3 separate regions of the Homo sapiens genome follow, and all the other regions are linked to region 1. Evidence: chromatin loops called from intact Hi-C (ENCODE). Cell type or tissue: heart left ventricle. All regions are shown on one strand. Links, peaks and the distances in the headings refer to the core of each region. The heading gives the core; the rest is flanking DNA.

Region 1 (6,786 bases), core at 624-5,623:
TGCAGCCTCGAACTCCTGGGCTGAAGCGATCCTCCTGCCTTAGCCTTCCAAGTAGCTGGGACTATAGGTGCATGCAACCATGCCTGCCTTTTTTTTTTTTTTTTTAAAGAAATGGGATCTTGCTATCTTGGCCAGGTTGAATACAAGTTTTAAAATAAAATATTACATCTAACCAGTTTTCATTGAGAAGTCTGGGGCTTTTGAAAGAATTTCCAAGTATTGAGTACGAAGTTGGTCAACCAAATAGAGCTGCCCTTGGAAAGCATGGTTGTTGTCTGGGGGGGCACCCTCATGGCACTCTTTCCCATGTGTGTAGGATGGCATGGTAGCACAAAGTCAAAAGTAGATGAAATTGACGGACGTACCCAAACAGTTTCTATGTATTTTTAAGCATGGTAGAAGGTTAGTCTTTGCATGTACTCTAGTTCACAGCCTTTTCTAAGAGGCTGAGGCCAAATTGAATTTATCTGGGAACCTGCCACATCTATAAATGCTACATAGGGTAATAAATGGGCCATTGGCTTCCAAGAATCAGTGACAGTGCACTTTAGTTCCTAATTTAGAGTTCATGAAAATTATCCCTTGACAAACAGATTGTGAAAAAGGAAACCCTATTAGATGGATTCATCTGTTTTTTTTTTTTGAGATGGAGTCTTGTGCTGTCACTCAGGCTGGAGTGCGGTGGTGTGATCTCACCTCACTGCAACCTCTGCCTCCCTGCAACCTCTGCGTTCTGGGTTCTAGCAATTCTCCTGCCTCAGCCTGCTGAGTAGCTAGGACTACAGGCACTAACCACAACGCCTGGCTAATTTTTGTATTTTTTGATATAGATGGGGTTTCACTCTGTTGGACAGGCTGTTCTCAAACTCCAAGTGATCTGCCTGCTTCAGCCTCCCAAAGTGCTGGGATTACAGGCATGAGACACCACGCCTGGCCTGCCTTTTGACAAATGTAAGCTGTTGTTTCCACAATGATGTGGGAGTGAGTCAAGGTGGGGGATGGATGGATGGATGGATGGATGGATGGATGAATGAATGAATGCATGCATGAATGAATGAATACAGATAACAAGTGTTTTTGTCTTCAGAGGAAGAGGCAATGTCAGTCTGTCCCACCCAGTAGACTTGGCTTCTCTGCATGGGGGCTACATCTTAGTCATTATTCTACATCCTTGGCATTTGGAATGGTGCTGGCACAGAGCTGGAGAGGGCTTTGAGGAGATGCCCTGGTACAGTCCTTGGGAAGGGGCCAATTCTGGGATAGCCGAGAAGAGAGAGGAGCATGGCACCCAACAGAGTGATGAACGAAGGCGGAAGTTTACGACAGTGTTCACCCAGTGAGGGTTGCACTCCCTCACTGGGTTGTGAAGTCATTTGAATGAATGGTGACCAGCATTTTTAATAAAATGGAAGAAGTTAGAAAATGTCAGTGTGTCTTATATAATATAGTTTTTTTTTTTTAATGTAACCTTTTTTTCAGGGTTCTGTACGTACAGATGTATGTGTGTGTACTGGGTTATAATGCACATGGATTTCTTGTTGAGGGTTATGGTAAACAGAGTTTGAACTCAGGCACTTCAGGAGAAACACAGATTAAAGTCCTCATTTAAAGAAGAATTACTCTTTTCCAGGTGTGCAAAGCACTGTGGCGGGTGTTGGTGGGCTGGGGGGAAGCAGAGGTAACTGGCAGAGCTCTCCCTCCTCAGGTGCTGCCTCTCTCTAGAGTAGCCTGGGGCTTGGGATTCCTGTGGACAGCTTCAGGAAGAAATGCTCATTCCTTCACCCTGTGGTCTCCACAGGTCTGGAGGAGACTTCTGTGCTGCTCACCAAGAGAAGGATGTCGTGATTAAAGCACAGTCCTCTCTCTGTCCACCTTGCTTGGCTCTCCTTGAGGGAGCAGGATGAATAGCTTACCTGATGAGCAGAATCAGGAAGAGTCTGACACCCAAGGGCCATTTGACAAGTGGATGGGGCCACTGCATTGAAGAAGGCAGGCCTGGAAACCAGCTGCTGGGGTCTCTTGGAAGCTGAGATTAAGGAATCGTTTAGAGTTCAGAGGCCTCTTGCAGCTGTCATGATGGGGTCTCGTGGTCTGGATTTCTGGATTTCTGTAGGGATGGTATCACCTATAGGAGGAAGCCCCATTTGGACCTCACACTCAAGATCCTTCTCCAGCACAGTCTACCAAGGAGTCCCATGCTTGAGGGGAACAGGAAGGGGATGCCGAGTCCTCATGGGCTCCATAAGAGGATGATAGTCCTCGTTAGAACCATCAGAGGACGATACTCCCTACCTGCCAACGAGTACCAGTGGGAGTGGTTGTTGGGCCAGTGTCTGATACTTTATTGCTGGCCATCAAATTTGGACTTTGTGAACAGCAGAGAACCTTTTTGCACAGCCAGGGGGATGGATGTGACTCTGATGACATGATAAGGAATTTCTTTCATAGGGCGCAGTGGGCTTCAATGTCAGGGCTGAGAGGCTGGAAGTGGCTGCAGTGTGCCCAGAAGTGGAGCAGTAGCCAGTAGTGACCTACAGTTACTATTCCATTACTGATCTGTGAGGGTGTTTAATTGCTACTGACATTGTTCGGATTTTATGGAAACTAGATTTTCAACTTTGCCATCCATCTGGCTTACAAAACTTGAAATGCTCCAGATGTGACTTTGTATCTTAATTCCTTTTCACCAACCAGAAGGTGGTGCTGTCGTGCTGGCAACCAATCTACCTTTCCAACGCCAAGTAAAACATTGAAATGCTTATTCATGCTAAGTAATGTGGACAGACTTAGCATTCGGATTCGACAGCGTACCTCTCCTGTAGTTGTGGGGAAGCCTTTAGAGTCCGGAGCTGGAGAAGCCTGGCAGAGGGGCCTTGGTTAGGCACTCGCTCAGGGCCACCTTTGCACTCACGGTGAAGTGACACTTTTATAGGAGTCAGGGCGAAGATGTCTGCTGAGTGCTGCTTGATCTGTGTCCAGTCTTCCATGAAACAGTTAAAGAATTATGACTAGAGATGAGAGAAGTTTCTGTAAAGAGAAAATGTTTTTTCTCTCGTTTCTTGCAGGGAAAGATCTCTACCTAGAGGAAAACTCATGAATCCAGTTTATAAGAAATACTTATAAAGTAATCATTAGTAATTAAAGTGATTAATTGAATACTCAACTAGTTGAAATATCCAAACAATCTCTCGAGTTATTTTAGCCGCTTGAAGGAAATAAAATCGGTGGTGTTTGATGTAACCTGAGTCCTTAGCTCCAGAGGTTAAAGTGGAGAAGAGAAAATTCATTTTACCAGGCTGGGGAGAATTCAGTGAGGTTATGAAGGTAAAGTTCTCGACATAGTGCCTGGCATTAGCTGCTCGGTAAATGTCCACTTTCCCCCCCACATCAGTCTATTCAGAAATCCAGACAATAAAATATCACAGAGTCAAGTTTGTAAAAAAGATGTATTGCTGCATCATGGAGACTGTGTGAGTGTGAAGCTCTTGGTGTTTGTATGATCGGCTTGCAAAATGACAGCATGTCCCTCAGGTAGGGCCATGTTTGTTGCCCTAAGTGACTTGCAGGTCTTCACCTGTCTGTACCTTTTAAACAAGAGACAAAACCTGCTGCCAGAATGATTTTTAGTTGTCTTTCCTTTTCTTTCCCATGGCTTCCTACAGTTGGGTTGCCGTTCTAATTAATCTCTTATCAGTGCAGTCAGGGGTCTCCTTTGGAGCCTCTTGTGGGGGTCCCACTTCAGTAGTTACTAGAGCAGCTTTCTGTTACAGAGGTTAACTTTTGAGTAGGTTCATAAGGAATGTGAGAATTCCACAGGCACAGGAGAAGTTTGCTGTAAGGTGAAGTTGTACTCATTAGGGCTATGGATTTATTCTGACACTCAGTTTGAGCAGCTGGTTTGGGCATGGTTTTAAAAATACAGTCAGTCCTCATTATTCACAGATTCTGTATTTGTGAATTCAGATATTCAATTTTTTGTAACCCACAATTCAGTTTTCACGTGCTTTTGTGGTCATCCCCAGGGATATGCAGGTTGGGAAAATTTTGTATTGCCCAACATGTGCTTCCAGCCAAAGCTGAAGGAGACTGCACTCTGCCTTCCAGTTTCTGCTCTTGGGCTGTAAACACGGCTCCTTTTCACAGGCTTTTAGTGCCAGTTTTTTGTTTTGAATTTTTGTCCTTTTTATTAGTGATTTTGCTGTTGAAAATGACCCCAAAGCATAGTGTTAGAGGGATACCCAGTGTTCCTGAATGCAAGAAGGATGTGAGGTGCCTTACAGAGAAAACACGTGTTAGATGAGCTTTGTTCACACATGAGTTAAAGTGCTCTTGGCCATGAGTTCAGTGTTAATGAATCAACAGTATATTAACTAAGATGTCTTTAAACAGAAACACACATAAAACAAGATAATATATTGATCGGTTGATGAACATGTGATCAGAGGTTTGTAGGACCCTAATCTTGTATTTCCCTAGAAACAATGACTCAGCATTTGCTAATTCAGCTTTCATGACGTCAAAAAGAAAAAAATTATGACAGATTTTGTTTAAAAATCTTGATTGGCTTTATTTGCAGTTCTGGAATGGGACAACAACTCATTCCATAAAATAGAATGAGCGTTCCAATGAGCTGGGCAGAGGAGGTTGGTTTTATAGATAGAGAAGGGTTGAAGAAAGCAGAAACAGAAAACAAAAAGCAGATTGGTCATTTCATAGTTGCTTTCCTTGTAAAGGTTAAAGCAGAGGGAACTCAATTTATCATGTCGTCAGGTAAAACTGGCTTGTTTGGAGATTCAGCTGTTTACTCTCATTTGGATTCCCCACAAGGTCATATAGAGAAATTAGTTTCAGCTTGGTGACATGGAACTTTAAGAGTGACTCCATTTCAGTTAGGTCTGTTGGGCCTAGTGCAGGAGCTCAGTCCAAACCATTGACCTCTATACATTTTATTTAACAATGGAGACTTTATAGAATATAGCTGCAAGACTGGAGTGTTTGTTGTTCTCTGCCTTCCTTTCTTCACCAGGGTGTTTGACCCAAAGCCATTAGGAAGAGGATTTCTGGGCTGTCTACTTTTTATTTGCTTTTAAAGGAGAGGTACTCACCTCAGAGCTTCAGGAGAGTCATTCTGGTTCTTGCCTGACAAGAGAAATGCCACAAAAATGGGCTGGCTGCAGGGAGGCCCGGCCACTCCTGGCCCAACTTTAACCCTGGCACAGTGACCGTGGACGGCTCCAAGTACTGGATAGTTAGGCAAATGGAGACATAGGATGGCTACAACTGTTGAATTTGACTTTAATTGAAGATGATGTTGCTTTTTTCTTTTCTTGATAGTTTATTTTCTGCAGATGAATCTCCTTATTGTGGATTACACCCTTGACTTTTCCTTTGTGTGATGAGGTTTGGGAAAACCAGGGATGTATGGTTTACTTTGCCAGCCTGTTCATTTCAGCTGCTTATTAACTTGCATCTTGGCCCCTTTAGAAGGAAGCGGCCTGAGATGGGAGCTGAGTAAAAACAGTGGATGAGGCCGGGCACGGTGGCTCATGCCTGTAATCCCAGCACTTTGGGAGGCTGAGGTGGGTGGATCACGAGGTCAGGAGGTTGAGACCATCCTGGCTAACATGGTGAAACCCCATCTGTACTAAAAATACAAAAAAATTAGCCAGGCGTGGTGGCAGGCACCTGTAGTCCCAGCTACTTGGGAAGCTGAGGCAGGAGAATGGCGTGAACCCGGGAGGCGGAGCTTGCAGTGAGCCGAGATCGCACCACTGCCCTACAGCCTGGGTGACAGAGCAAGACTCCGTCTCAAAAAAAAAAAAAAACAGTGGATGATTTATTTAATTCTTTTGGCAAGTTCTTGGGAAAAGTAACATGTAGAAAATTTGGTTATAGGTGGTGGCTCATGCCTGTAATCCCAGCACTTTGGGAGGCTGAGGTGGGCGAATCACTTAAGGTCAGGAGTTTGAGACCAGCCTGGCCAACATGGTGAAACCCCGCCTCTAAAATACAAAAAAAATTAGCCGGGCCTGGTGGTGCACACCTGTAATCCTAGCTACTCGGGAGGCTGAGGTTGGAGGATTGCTTGAACCCGGGAGGTGGAGGTTGCAGTGAGCCAGGATCGCACCACTGTACACTACAGTTTGGGCTCCATCTCAAAGAAAAGAAAAAGAAAATTTGGTTGAAATCATGGTGAGAACACTCAGTGTCCTTCCTATTAGGCAATCTTTCTTTTCACCTCTGTGCAAATAACAGTATAGTCTTTTCCTGGTGGAGCCTACAATTAAGGAGAGTGTTGCTTTTTAGGTCTGTTGAGTGAACTGAATCTCTGGATTCACTGAGCGGCTCTGTCATAGGCTTGCAGGGCCCCTTTGCAGGTAGGTGATAATGAAGAGAGGGTGCCATGAACAGGAGGGACAGGCTGAGGGAAGGGTCCTGTGTCCCAGCAGAGCACACAGCCTCCATGCCATTGCCTTCCCTCATCTCCTGGAAGCTTGATTCATGGTCCCTGTTTGCTTGCTGTGCTGACCTTCATTTGAATGGAATGTTTGTGCACCCCACCTTGGTCTGGGAATAATTGGGTTCCCTGCCTTGCCATCATAGAAGGGTTGTCCCTTCTGTGACCGCTGCATTGAGGGTTACAAAATACCACATCAGTATTAAGTGCTGGAAACTGATGAGTCTTGGACAACTTCAAACTAGGCATCCTGAGTTTTCCAGAGACATCCTTATCTTTCAGGTGGGAGGGAGTCATCTGTTTCATTTCTTGGGGAACAGCCTTTATCC
Region 2 (6,786 bases), core at 644-5,643, 230 kb after region 1:
GTCAGGGGGAATGTACTTTCTCCTCCTTGTATCGTTTTTCGGCCTCCCAAGGAGAGAAGCCCTTGGAAAACACAGTAGGTTCGGCAAACTGAGAACACACACTTATAAGAATACCGCCCTCGAAGGGACCTTTTAGTTTTATGGAAAGTAGCAAACCTCCCCCTCTTTCCCCGCCCCCCCGCCAGCCGGGTTTTGGACGCGCTCCCTGGGGGTGGTAGCTCTCTGCCCTCACCCTCCCGAGACTGCCGGGGCCTGAGTCCCTCGCTGTCCAGAATGACCCCAAAAGCGGGACTTTGAGGGCCAGTTGGATAAAACATAAACTCATCTCGCCCTCAAAACCCCGATTCTGAGACCACAGCCTCCAAAAGCCTCTTTTCCCAAGAAGTGAGTCCCCATTCACGGCTGACAGCACCGGGGCAGGCCGCCTTTGAGGCAAGAGTTTGGAGAACCGGGATCACTGAAGGAATCGTTACTGGGTGTTCCCTCAGGGCGGCGGTTCATCTCACCAAAATGCCAGGGGGTCGCTGTGGGAGGAGGGGACATTTGCCACACCATGGCTGAGGGCAAGAGGATCGCTTGATCCCGGGGTGTCTCTTCCCTCCCGGAGCAATCACCAATCTCGCCCAGCAAACAGGCCTAAAAGCTTCCCGGACAACACGAGGGGTGCCCCAAACGTCCCTTAGCAGCGGATAAATCGGGTGTCCGAGGTGCCTCGTACAGTTCCCCCCACCCCATCTCCAGCTAAATAAAGTTTGGTTATTTGTGTCCTTAATCGTCTCTCATTAAAGTCAAATTTGCTGCGCGCCCAAGTTGGGGGAAATGATTTCCATTTTAATAGCTTAATTAGCCTCTAGGTTCTGGAAAGGCCACTCCCCCACGCACCTTTTCTCCTCATTTTAACCCCCCTCCCTTTTTCACAACTTCTCCTAAAAATAAATTATAAATATGGATGTGTCCTCAGAGGACATAAGCGGCGCATTCCAACGCTCCGCTTGGTGGGGATTGGAAGCAAAGAGAAACCAGAAACGCCACTCCCCCCACCCCCAAATCAAAATGCCTTTTTCTTTTTTTTTCTAACTTCTTTTTCCTAACTTGGTGTTGTCTCGGGCACAGACACCCCGCTCCGCACCCCGGAACCTAGTTTTTTTGCCCCCGTCCTGCAGAAGCTAAAGCCAACGCGCCAGGGCTGCCTGCTTCTCGGGGGGAGGGAGCTGACAACTTTAGGGGGCGGCGGTAACTCTCTGGGGACGGTGGTTCCCGGCTAGTCCGGGATCCCCGGGGCCCGGCCCCCGCAGGCGCCGCCGCCCATGCCAGCGGGGCTCGGGCGCACGTGGAGCGGCGGGCGCGGCCGGCCTGCTCCGCGCGCGGCATTGAGATCGGGGTCACGCAGCGAGTCAGTTTCCCGAGCGGGCTTTCCGGGGTGGGGGCGGGGACGCGGACGCTCCACCGCCTCGTCAATTTCCAAGCCCAGGCACTAGGGAGGCTGGGGGCGGCCTCGCCCCCTTCCTACCTCCCGGCTTCACACGCCCCTCTGGGGAGCGGGGGAGGGGTCCGAGGGGGAGCCGGGGTGGCGGCAGCGGCGGCAATCGCAGCCCAGACAAGCGTCTCGCGCCGAGTCCCGAGAGAACCGCGCGCTCCCCCGCCGCCACCTCCCCTCTCCCGTTCCCATCCACCCCGCAGACAGCCGCCCCACACCCCTTCGGCCCTGGGGGCTTGGGCACCCACCTGCCGCGATCCCTGCCTTGGCTGGCGGAAGGTGCCAGGCGGGAAGAAGGGGAGCACTCACCGCCGCTGCCGCCTCCGGGGGTGCACGGGCCCCCCCACCCAGGGCTGCGCCTTCCCGGGCTCCGGGCAGGCGTGCGCCGGGCGGGGGGCGCCCCGCGGGCCCTGCAGCCTCCGCCTCGATTGGAGCCCAGCCTTAAATCCTCCACCGTGGAGAAGAAGGGTACTTCCAGAAAAAAAATCCGCCCCTCCCCAGACGAGATCCAAGTGATGGGCGGGGAGCGTAGAAAATCCTTTTCTGCAGAGAGCGCGCAGCCGACGGGGCTGCACCCGGCCTCCACGGTCCGCTGCCGCCACAAAGCCGCGCCCCCGCCCCCCCCAACCCCCCAGCGCCCTATGGCCGGCCCGGGGCGGGGGCTGGGCCGGCCCGGGGTTGGCCGCGCTGGGGAGGCGGCGGCGGCAGCGGCCCAGGCGGCGGGGCGGCTCCTCCCCGGCCAGGCAGAGAGGGCGAGAGCCTGGAAGCCTAGCGCGCCCGCCCGGGTGGGGGTGGGGGTGGGGGTGGGGGTGGGGGTGGGGGCGGGGGCCGGGGTGGGGGGGCGCCTTCCTAGAAACGCTCGCCAAATATAGTCAGCGGATAGGGGCATTCCTAGAAATGCGGCGGCGACGTCAGCCTCGACCCTGGGGGCGGGGGGCAGAGCCCGGGGTGCTTCAAACAGGGGGCACGGAGGAGGGGGAAAGAGTCCCCACTTCCAGTACCACCGCAGCCCACAGACGGAACCGAGGCCGGGCTTCCCTCCCGAGGGGCGTGCTGGAGTCCTCCAAAGGCGCTTGAGGTATCCGGGAGCTAGGGGCGCATCCACTGAAGATTCAGACCCGGTCTGTCCCCCTCTTTCGGGAACACCCAGTGCCAATGCCAGCTGGCGCTTTTGGCCCTTCCCCCAATTTTCAGCACCCCCCGCTTCCCCCGCCGCACAAACACACACAACCCCCGTGAACAAACAGTAAAAGTAGGAGCAGCATCAGGCAGGTTCCCCAAGCCTCTTACACCCACCCCATGACGGTCTCTCACCTCCTCTGGAATGGCTGGAGTCCCCTGGATCCCCCAGGGTTGAAATTGCACAGACACACTGTGTTCCCAAGAACTCCCCCAAATACCAACCCAGCTTCGGGCCAGAAAATAAAGTTGTGCTTCCTCCTCCCCAGTCCAATGTCACTTTGTTGCTGCTTCCGGGGCTAAGGGCTCTTGGAGAGGTGCTGGAACTTGGGGGTAGGGCACAAGGGTGTCCCCTCCACCTGGCAAAGATCTGGCCTCTGGTGCTGACACTCTCACCAGCCATAGCTGTAATACTTTTCATTTCCCGCAGTAAGGGAGATGCCCCCCCCCAGCAGCTCATCCCCTTCCTAAAATCTTCCCCCACCCCCACACCCCTGCCCAGGGACCCCCAAATCCATTGCAGAAGTGGCCCCTCTTTCGCAAAGAGAATCCACATAACTGAGACATGACTTGTCCCTCTCCACCGCCCAGCCTCTCTGCGCGAAAACGTGACTGGCCTGAACCTCCCAGGATCATAAAAAATGTATTTTGCTGTCCTCTGTTGGCCAACACAGGTCACGCTCATAAAACACACCACCCAACTTAGCGGGCAGTCCTGATGCCACAGAGGAGGTCCCAGGGACCCCAGCCAAGGGGAGCGAGCTGGCCTCCTCTCCTTCTGCCTGTGGTGTCCCTGCCCTCTCCATCCTCTTTCTTTCTTTTTCTTTTTTTTTTTTTTGTTTGAGACAGAGTTTCACTCCTCTTGCCCAGACTGGAGGGCAGTGGCGCGATCTCGGCTCACTGCAACCTCTATCTCCCAGGTGTAGGCGATTCTCCTGCCTCAGCCTCCAGAGTAACTGGGATTACAGGCATGCGCCACCATGCCCAGCTAATTTGTGTATTTTTAGTAGAGATGGGGTTTCACCATGTTGGCCAGGCTGGTCTCAAACCCCCGACCTCAGGTGATCCACCCGCCTCGGCCTCCCAAAGTGCTGGGATTATGGGTCATCTTTCTTATCTTGCAGCCGACGCACAGGACTTGCTCATGTCCCCTTTTCCTCATTGGGCCTTAATTCCAGAAATCTGGAGGGATTTCTTCCTTGCTCTAGGGGAGGCAAGGAAGGCTGTGTTCACTCTGGACCCGGGGTCGGTGGGGCACGGGGGACCTTGGGATGGTTTTTCCAATAGCAACTTGGAGAGGAAATGTAGCACAAAAGGCAACAGCTGATCACTGATAATAACAGTCCCCATTCCCCCCCACCCCGAGACCTAAGCACATGAAGAATAGTAACTTACTGAACTTACCCATTTTCCAGATCGAAAGACTGAGGCTAGGCCAGGCACCGTGGCTCATGCCTGTAATCCCAGCACTGTGGGAGGCTGAGGCGGGTGGATCATTTGAGGTCAGAAGTTTGAGACCAGCCTGGACAACGTGGTGAAACCCCGTCTCTACTAAAAATACAAAAAAGTTAATGGGGTGTGGTGGTGAGCACCTGTGGTCCCAGCTACTTGGGAAGCTGAGGCAGGAGAGTGGCTTGATCCCGGGAGGCGAAGGCTGCAGTGAGCCAAGATTGTGCCACTGCACTCCAGCCTGGGCGACAAAGTGAGACTCTGTCTCAAAAATAAAAATAAAAAATAAAACAAAAGACTGAAGCTTAGAGGTCAGTTGTTCATGGAACTAACACCTGCTGGCCCTCTGTGTGCCAGGCACAGAGCTGCTGCTAGAGCCCCCAGAGCTAAGGTGGTAAACAGCACAGGTCCCTGCCCTTGAGGAACTAGACGTCTCAGGGAAAGACTTGAGTCAACAGGTGAGCACTTCGCTGCCGTTATGGTCCAGGGCACCGCGACAGAGCGAGGCTGGGCTGGGGGTGTCCTACCCTGGCCCTTCCTGCAGGGGTTGTCTCCATCCAGCCTGCAGTATCCTCACCGGCTCTTCTTGCAAGCTGCATTGAAAGAGAGCGGCTGTGTCTCCCCCTGCTGCGTGTCGCCAGCTCGGGGGACCCCGGGCACTGCTTCGCCTCTCTGGGCCTCTGTTTCCTCCTTGGTAAAGTAGGAGTCACAAGGCCTGCCTTATAGGACTTTTAGCGGGATTGCCTGAGACAGACAACCTGTAGGAGTACATGGCAACAGTGATTGGTGAGCTTGGTGCTGTCACCTGGAGGATGGGATGTCTGAGCTGAAACTGTGAAAAAGGAAAACACTGGGGCCGGGCACAGTGGCTCACGCCTGTGATCCCAGCACTTTGGGAGGCCAAGGATCACCTGAGGTCAGGAGTTGGAGACCAGCCTGGCCAACATGGTGAAACCCCGTCTCTACTAAAAATACAAAAATTAGCCAGGCGTGGTGGCGCGTGCCTGTAATCCCAGCTACGCCAGAAACTGAGGTGGGAGAATCGCTTGAACCCAGAAGGTAAGAGGTTGCAGTGAGCCGAGATCGCACCATTGCACTCCGGCCCAGGCAACAGAGCGAGACTCTGTCTCAAAAAAAGAATACACAGGGCTGGTGGGAGGGATCGAGTCGGGGCAGCAGGCACCGCATGTGCAAAGGCCCGGCCCCTCTGGGGAACTAAAATAGCTGCAGCAGTGCTGCCTTGGGGGCCTCCAGGTGCTGCCCCCACCCACATCTGTGCCCTGAGCCACAAGATTTTGGAAGCTCACCTCATCTCTCCAGTTCAGGCCCTGCCTGGGCTCTGGGACACCTGGATCAGGTGCAGAAGGAAAAACCAGGCCACCAAAGGCAGCCAGGGCCCGACCTTTATCTTGCAATTGAAATCCCCTTCAGAGGTGCCCCCTGGATCCTTCTGAGGCCTGCCCTTGCCAGGCCTGGCTTGGCTTCCCCGTGACTCAAGCGAGTGGCGGCCTGAAATCCAGTTCAGCAGTGGAAGCGCCGCCAGACTCCGGAAAACAGCCCGCTCTTGGTCCGGAAGCCCCAGAGGCCCACCCTGGCCTTCTCCCAGGAAGGAGCCCCACCTGCATCCAGGTTTCTAGCCCCAGGGCGATGCCAAGGCCCCAGCCAGAACTAGGGAGCGGCCACGCCAGGCAGAAGGAGCCCTGGAGGGCCGCAGCCGTGCTCAGCCTCTGGGAAAGTCTTGGACTCTGGGCTCCCAGGCCCGCACAGAGAGGGTGGGCGCAGGCTTTGCCCTGCCCGCCTGTGGGCGCTTTCCTTGGGGCCTGGGGAAGGAGGACAGGAGGGTACCAGCGCCCAGTTACTGCCACCTCCTGAGCCTCCCAAAATACCCACAATGAGAAACTTCCCAAGCAAACATACAGAATGTATTGTACAATTGGTTTTATTTTTATTTTATTTACTTATTTATTTATTATTTTGAGACGGAGTCTCACTGTCGCCCAGGCTGGAGTGCAGTGGCACAATCTCGGCTCACTACAAGCTCCGCCTCCTGGGTTCACGCCATTCTCCTGCCTCAGCCTCCAAAGTAGCTGGGACTACAGGCGCCTGCCACCACGCCCGGCTAATTTTTTTGTATTTTTTAGTGGAGACGGGGTTTCACTGTATTACAGGATGGTCTCGATCTCCTGACCTCGTTATCCGCCTGCCTCGGCCTCCCAAAATGCTGGGATTACAGGAGACGGGGTTTCACTGTATTAGCCAGGATGGTCTCAATCTCCTGACCTTGTGATCCACCCGCCTCGGCCTCCCAAAGTGCTGGGATTACAGGCGTGAGCCACCGCACCCGGCCTGTACAATAGGTTTTAAATGCTTGGATTGAACAAATGTAGGCTTGTTAAAAACAGACACACAAGTCCATAGCCATACGGTGATGCTAGCCATGGGACAATGGCGGAATATAGGTGCTTCCAGAGGGATCCTTGGAACAGTTTGTTTTTTTGGTGGTTATTTATTTATTTATTTATTTATTTATTTATTTATTTATTTATTTTTGAGTTTCGCTCTTGTTGCCCAGGCTGGAGTGCAGTGGCACGAACTCAGCTCACTGCAACCTCTGCCTCCTGGGTTCAAGCAATTCTCCTGCCTCAGCCTCCCAAGTAGCTGGGATTAGAGGCGTGCGCCAC
Region 3 (6,786 bases), core at 698-5,697, 280 kb after region 1:
TAGGCTGTGTCAAATAAAGGAGGAGTGCACATTACCTCTTGGCAATAAACCTCTCTTTTCCTGGCTAGACTCGGCTCTGCTGTTCTCTATGTAGTGGCCAAATCAGGGAATTCATGAGCAGGTTCTTTTAAGCACCTGTGAGGCTGACAGCACTGGTGGCCACCTTATGTGCGAACGATCATCTTCACTGTGATAATAGCTGAGCTCCTCCTTCACAAGTTATCACTGTATTTTCAACAATTTTATCCCATTAACATTAGTCACTCCAAGCCCAAAGCACTAGGCTTTGGAATGATTTGATGCCCCTGCGGCACTGTCACTGACACACAAGCCTCACAGGGTTACCTTGTTGGGTGTGTTAGGTCCATTTTGCAGGGATGGAAGCGGAGCATTTCTGGATTGAAGAACACTGTTGGAGGCCTTATTGATAAAGGGCTGCTGGACAGCTGGGGCAGGATGTCTCTGATATGGAAGAACTGTATTTGATGATGCTGAGTTTGTGAAAACCTGTAATGAATAAATGTTTCTCCATTAATTTGTTCTTTGGCTTTTCTTAATGAAGTAAAGAAAACCATGTTTTAGGACAGGGGTCAGCAAACTTTTTCTGTAAAGGGCTGCAGAGTATATAGCTTATGATTTGTGGGTCACCTGGCCTCTGTTGTTACCACTTGGCTCTGCCATTGCAGCCTGAAAGCAGCCACAGACAGTACATGGATAAATGGGTGTGGCTGTGTGCCAATAAAACTTTATCCATACAAACAGGTGGTGGGTTAGATTTGGCCCACAGGCCAGGGTTTGCTTACCCCTATTTTCGAGCATATGTGGTCCCTTTACGCAGTAACTTGCCTTTGATGGTGGTACAGACAGAGCTTTGTGGAAAAACAGTGCTTGCTCTTTATAATTCTCCTCTTAAATGATAGCTGAATTTCTTCTATTCCTCTCTAAGGTGGGCTCATCTACTCTCAAGTCTTTTTTTTTTTTTTTTTTTTTTTGAGACGGAGTCTTGCTGTGTCACCCAGGCTGGAGTGCAGTGGTGCGATCTCGGCTCACTGCAAGCTCCGCCTCCCAGGTTCACGCCATTCTCCTGCCTCAGCCTCCCAAGTAGCTGGGACTACAGGCGCCCGCCACCACACCCAACTAATTTTTTGTATTTTTAGTAGAGACGGGGTTTCACTGTTGTTAGCCAGGATGGTCTCAATCTCCTGACCTCGTGATCCACCCGCCTCGGCCTCCCAAAGTGCTGGGATTACAGGCTTGAGCCACCGCGCCCGGCCTACTCTCAAGTCTTCAATGGCCATGACTAAGCTAATAATCCCAAGCCACTGCTCTACTTCCAACCTTGCTCCCAGGCGTCAAAGCCACTTACATCATCATCTTAGGTATCTCAAATTTAAAATATTCCAAACGATTTTTCTCCTTTTTCCCATTACCCCCTGCCTCTCAGCTTCTGAGGGAAAATAATTCTTGGTTCTGCTTTTTTTAAAACTTAGGTAAATAGGACTATCAGTCAACTCTGCTTTCTCCCTCAGTGTTCACACATCTCAGCGACGCCGCTTGAATCTGCCTCTGCTCTCTGCTGTCCTGCGCCTGGCCTTCACTATCTATCACAGGGATTCTGCAGCAGCCTTGCGGCATAGACCCCCTGCCACAACGTGTTCTCAAGGCATGGCCCCTACCACACTCCTTGGCTCTCCTGATTTGGGTAAAACCCTAATCTTTGGCTGGCATGTAAGCTTCTTACTACCTGGCCCCCTTTCCATCCTACCTAAAACCTCAACCTGCTGTGGTCACACTCAATTTTCCAGTTTCTTGAAAATGTCTTCAAATACAAGCAAGGCCCCATGTAAAACTGGTCCCCTTTGGAGAGGCTGTTTTCTGTTCCAACAGGCAAAGGTGAGAACTTCTTGCTGTGGAACTCCAAAATGTTTTGTTTAGCACCTCCATCAAGAGCCACAAGTTTTAGGGTCTTTTACAAATATGTGGCCATACTGCTGATATTGTAACTGTATTTCATAGAACTTGGTTTGCTCAAAAATACTTAACACGTTCTATACCACTAATATTCTAAAAAACCTCTGTATTTCATAAGCAGGAAAGTCTATGTGTATATACCTCAAACAGTACAATCTCCATGGTGATGAGTTCTGTAAATATACTCCTATTTGAAAAAATTAATTTTCCTTAAATTTGGTAAAAAATTACTTCCTTTAAACTAGAAGTAATGATTCCTAATTCTAGTGTTTACAGACTTAGTGAAAAAGCCCTTATTTATCCTATCTACATATTATTTTTTCCTTTCCTCCCTAAAACAAATTGTCTTAACATTGGAACATTTACTAAGCTTTTAATTACACTAAAATGGTATTTCGAGCTTTCCCCAAACTCAGTAACATACAACCATGATTCCTCTCGCAGAGGAGATTCTGAAGCAGCACACGTGTTACATGTGACTGCAGCTGTCCCCAAAGCTGGTTTCACCCAGACAGTTCACACTATCCTGAGGCAGATCACAGGCACAACTCATTACCTGGGTTCTTTCATGTTGAAGAGTAAAACTCTGGGATTAATAATTTTCAAGGTTTAAAAGAGTAAGACCTATTTTTGAGGCATAAGATTTTTCTGGCAAGGAGATGTGCACATAGCTCCACCTACTGGCTACCGGGGAATGCGGGAGAATTTTTTTGGTAGTTATTTGTGTAGAGGACACTGAATCCTAGACCACCAACTTCATTTTAAAGATGAGGTAACTGACTCTCAGAGAAGGTAAGTGAATTCTGCATGAGGCCAAACACCTAGGCAATGGTGAACTGGAATTGATAAGACCTTCTGGGCTCTTAATCTGAGATGGCAAAGTCTTACAAATGTATTTCAAGATCTTACTCAGCATAAACATTTTGGGAGTATCTTTTTCATCTTCAAATACCTTTTCCAAGGGAACAGCATATCTTTTTTTCCACAGTATGTTTAATTTGAAAACATTTATTTTAAAATTCAGTAAATTTAATATATGAGGATTGAAAACAAATACTTTTGAAACTTTCCCTTGGAAAAGGGGTTAACTGCGAAGGCGAGCTATCTTTCAGTAATGAAAAGGTCTTTCTCCATTCCAAATAACTGGGAAATCTGCAGCCAAATGGCATCTGACCTAAGGCTCATTCTATGGGAGATGGATCACAGAAAAGAATGAACAGGAACTTCCCAGGGCGTTTACAAAGATGCTTGTTGAATGGATGATCGGAGGATGGTAAAAATCAGCGACATTCTATTGCTCCTTGGCATTTACAAACCTTTCTGACTTGTTGAGGCTGACTGAGCACATGCTGCGGGAACGTGTCTTGTGTCTGAGGTACAGTTGGGGCCAAGCCTGAGGCCAAGGCAGCAGTTGGTATTTGTGCAGCAGTTGCTATCTGAGGCTGAGTCTGCATTCCTGCTTGTGGTGAAGTCTAGGAGGTGAATTGAAAAAAACATCAATTTAATTGTCAGAATCAAAGTTAGAAATCAGAACTTAGGTGTAGAATCACTGGTCACTTGGGGATTGTATCTAAATGAAATAAGACCAAGGTTACAGATACACACTTCATCTGCACAGAAATCTGAACTTTAATGATTCTAAACCAGAGAGGGAAACATCAGACCAGTCACTGCATGCTCTTATTATTCCTAAGTAGCTAAGATTTTTCATTTGAAAATTTTGAGAAAATGGAAATGGAAATAATAAGAACCTAAGGCAGTTCTACACATAATAGCTCAGGTACTGTAATACTTGAATAACAGCAAGGCAACTCGTGAGACCTAACTGTCCCAATTGCTGCTTGCAAGCGGTGTGTGCATTCCCTAGGGAGAGCCAGCAATGGGGCCAGGGCGCCCTCAGACCCAAGGATAAAAACACGGTTCTCGTTTCTACTACAGCAATGGAAGATTTGGACCAAAAAATTTAAGGATTTATTATGGAATAGACTTTCAATTTCACAGATACCCTAAAGATAAAACAGAGGAATCAGAATTTTTGCATCTGCCAAAGGGTCTGTGGGCCCTGCCTCCTAACCACAGGGGTACGAGATGATTCCTCTCGCCTGTTTCAGGTATTTGGGTGTCGAGGCTGAGGAGCACTGCTTCAAATGGTTTCTTGTTCACTCGTGCTCCATGTTTGGTGAAAACTTACCAAAACTGCATGACACGGTAAATACATAGGTTATGTACGCACAAAAGGGAATTTCATGCTCATCAGTGTTTTCTCATCTCTTTCAATTACATCCTCACTCCTAAATTTGTGGTCATGTTTTCCTTAGTTTAGACATCTTCATATAAGCAGTGACTTTCAAGAACTAAATGTGGGAGGCAGAATATAAGAATGGGCATAAGAATAAAGGCTCTGCGGGCAGAACACCTGGGTTTAAATGCCAGCTCCATCCTTGGGGGAACTCCCTGAGTACTCCTAGGCCTCAGCGTCCTTATCCAGAGATGGGTGGTATCACTTAGATCTTCTAGGAGAAGGGAGGATTAAGTGAAGCCGGCCATTTAAAGTACTAGATGCTGTGCCTTGCCAGAAAGTGCTCAGCGGCAGACTATGATCACAATGATCACGTCACTGGTGTGTAAAAAAATGTCTGCATGGATGATACTGTGTTCATTCAAGGGAAAAGGTAACAGGACTAGAAAAGCATCCTGTGTTTTTTTCACTATATAAAAACAGTGCTAGATATTCAGATTTCTGAATAACCCTCTCACACATGCATACGTTTTCTCCGTGGGGTCTGCTCTGGACGCATTTATGGAAGAGCTCAGGTATGGTGCCTTCCTTAGCAGGGTTTGCATTCCATGCATGCTGTAAGGCAAAGTAGTTAGAAGACACACTTCACACCTGGAGTTTGAGGCTGCCTACAGGGAGTTGCACTGAGGTGACACTCGAGCCCTGGATGGACACTGGGAGCAGCAGCTGAGCAGTCTGCGTGGTCAGTAAAGCCTGGGGCTGAGCAACAACAGCAGGCGGTGGCTGTCCCTGGGAACTCACATAAAACTGCGAGACGACACTCTGCTGCTCTGCCTGGCCCACAGGGACCTCTTGCTTGATAACTACAGCCTTTTTGGCAACAAGGGTCTGGCCACCTGTAGAGACGGGCTGGCCTACAGCGTGGCTGGCTACTGGGATGGGCTGCCTGGAGCTGGAGCAGTCAGGGAGTGAGGCCTCATCTTTGATGGAGGAGCCAAGGCTGCCGTGCTTCTGATCTGACTTGACAGAATGACCTGGGGCACTGGGCTGGGCTTCCAGGGGCCGCTGCTGCTGCCCTCGTTTTTCAACCTCAAGTTGCATTTTCAGCACTTCCACGAGCTTCTGCTCTTGTTCCAGTTTCCTCTTCAGCTCTTCGATTTGCTTCTCTTTCTCCTGAAGCTTGCGATCCTTTTCGGCTGCATCCAGTTCCAGGTTTGACAGAGTGCTGCTGGTGGGACTCAGACTGTCTTCATTATTTGTCATTCTCAAAGGAGATGAACTCAAGAACTGTGAAGGCGACATCATGGTCATAATCTCGGTGAAAGTGTCTGCCATGTTTGTGTCATCAGTACTGAGACTGGACTGTTCGGAGGGAGATGGTGAAATGGGCAGAGGGGAATGAACATTTTCCACACGGGTTGCGTTGCTGGTTCCTGTAGGTGGCAATTCTGCCTTGAGAGTAGAGACTGAGCTAGTCACAGTGTTGTGTAGTGTTGTAACCGGCAAGGCCACAGTGACTTCTGGGTTACTGGTGACAATGGCTGATGATGACACTGCCACGATGCCCCCAGCAGCAAGGCCGCTGCTGTTCACTTCCTGGTAGGGTTTTAGGCGCTCAATGAGGTCCGGTTTGGTGCCTGACACTGGCAGACCCCTTAACTTCAGTTCTGTCTTCAGTTCTGATACCTGGAGGTACAAACAAAGCAGATATCTTAGTATTAGAGCTTTCTGGCAAATCTACAGTACGCTTTTGTGATGGGAAAGGTGCCTATGTCTGTCAGACAACTCTGCGTTACGGCACACCTGAAAGTAGAACTGGTTTTATATTTAAGCACACAGAAACAGATAACTACAGACTAGAAGCACTTGAGGAGCCAGTGATACGGTAAGGGTTTTTAGAGGGTAATTCCGCTTTTACGTCAAAGCAGAGAGATACTACCAGGAATTATGATGATGATACAGCTGCATTTATTGAGTAGTTGCCTTGTGCAAGACACTTTTGGAAATGCTCTACTCTTTCCACTCATCTTCACACGACCCCATGAGGTGTCCGTATCATTATTCTTCCCATTTTACAGATCGGGAGGCAAAGAAGAGAGAGGCTGAAGCACTCACTGAAGGTACCACAGATAATAGAAGGCTGAGCTGTGGTAGAAACCTAAAAAGGCTGGCCCTAGAGCTCATATTCTTAACTGTTACATTTTCCTGCTTTTCCCAAACTTGGCATTGAGCAGGGAAGAAAAAAATCACAGCCTCTGGAATCCAGCAGAACTGGTAGGTGCCTGCACAAGGTACACACTCAGTAAATGACAGTTATTGGTTGTTTTACAAGAAAACTTAGTGGAAGTAAAAAGAAAATACCTTTTATAAAGATTATCATATTGTTGGTAAAGTTGAATGTCTACTGAAAACTACTTAATGTCTGCTAGACAACGCTGGCAAATCATTTACATGTTTGTGGTACTTAGGGGTGAATAAGCTCCAGTTGCAATTGTCACCTTTAAGTCATCCAGGCTAGAAGGCAGAGGTCCTGGCTTTCTCACAGGAGTAGATGTATTCTGTCTTGGTGTGTTAGG

The links. Peaks named below come from ENCODE experiments on the same cell type or tissue, not always from the same donor. Only the 100,000 strongest peaks of a DNase experiment are listed, where the experiment ranks them.
Region 2: a loop joins it to region 1, with 14 times the contacts of the local background. A loop is called at or near these places in 97 of 110 quality-filtered maps.
Region 3: it touches region 1 in a loop (8-fold over the local background); 71 of 110 quality-filtered maps call a loop at or near these places.

The regions. Positions count from the first base shown.
Region 1 is chr16:14,525,219-14,532,004 of GRCh38, reverse strand. All of the region lies in intron 21 of PARN (poly(A)-specific ribonuclease), which reads left to right. It overlaps LOC107984865 (a long non-coding RNA gene), which reads left to right. Exons shown (of 2, transcript XR_001752089.3): 1 at 1-951; 2 at 1,088-1,428. Among named protein-coding and RNA genes, the nearest start is that of LINC03107, 100 kb to the right of the region's middle. In heart left ventricle, for the core only: a CTCF peak has its summit at 2,706 (motif pointing right); a DNase peak (open chromatin) is centred at 2,714; H3K4me3 peaks cover 318 bases; H3K27ac peaks cover 293 bases.
Region 2 is chr16:14,297,537-14,304,322 of GRCh38, reverse strand. MIR193BHG (MIR193b-365a host gene) reads right to left here and starts at 2,942. Exons shown (of 2, transcript NR_170633.1): 1 at 2,792-2,942. It overlaps MIR193B (microRNA 193b), which reads right to left and starts at 356; the gene lies at 274-356. RefSeq lists silencers at 216-265, 1,219-1,458, 1,364-1,524, 1,809-2,298. In heart left ventricle, for the core only: a CTCF peak has its summit at 3,321 (motif pointing left); DNase peaks (open chromatin) are centred at 1,692, 2,152 and 3,272; H3K4me3 peaks cover 2,606 bases; H3K27ac peaks cover 2,326 bases.
Region 3 is chr16:14,245,583-14,252,368 of GRCh38, reverse strand. It overlaps MRTFB (myocardin related transcription factor B), which reads right to left. Exons shown (of 17, transcript NM_001308142.2): 11 at 6,709-6,786; 12 at 4,862-5,896; 13 at 3,288-3,443; 14 at 346-507; 15 at 1-4. Among named protein-coding and RNA genes, the nearest start is that of TRT-CGT2-1, 37 kb to the left of the region's middle. RefSeq lists an enhancer at 6,011-6,786. In heart left ventricle, for the core only: CTCF peaks have their summits at 2,448 and 2,651 (motif pointing left); no DNase peak of the experiment used is centred there.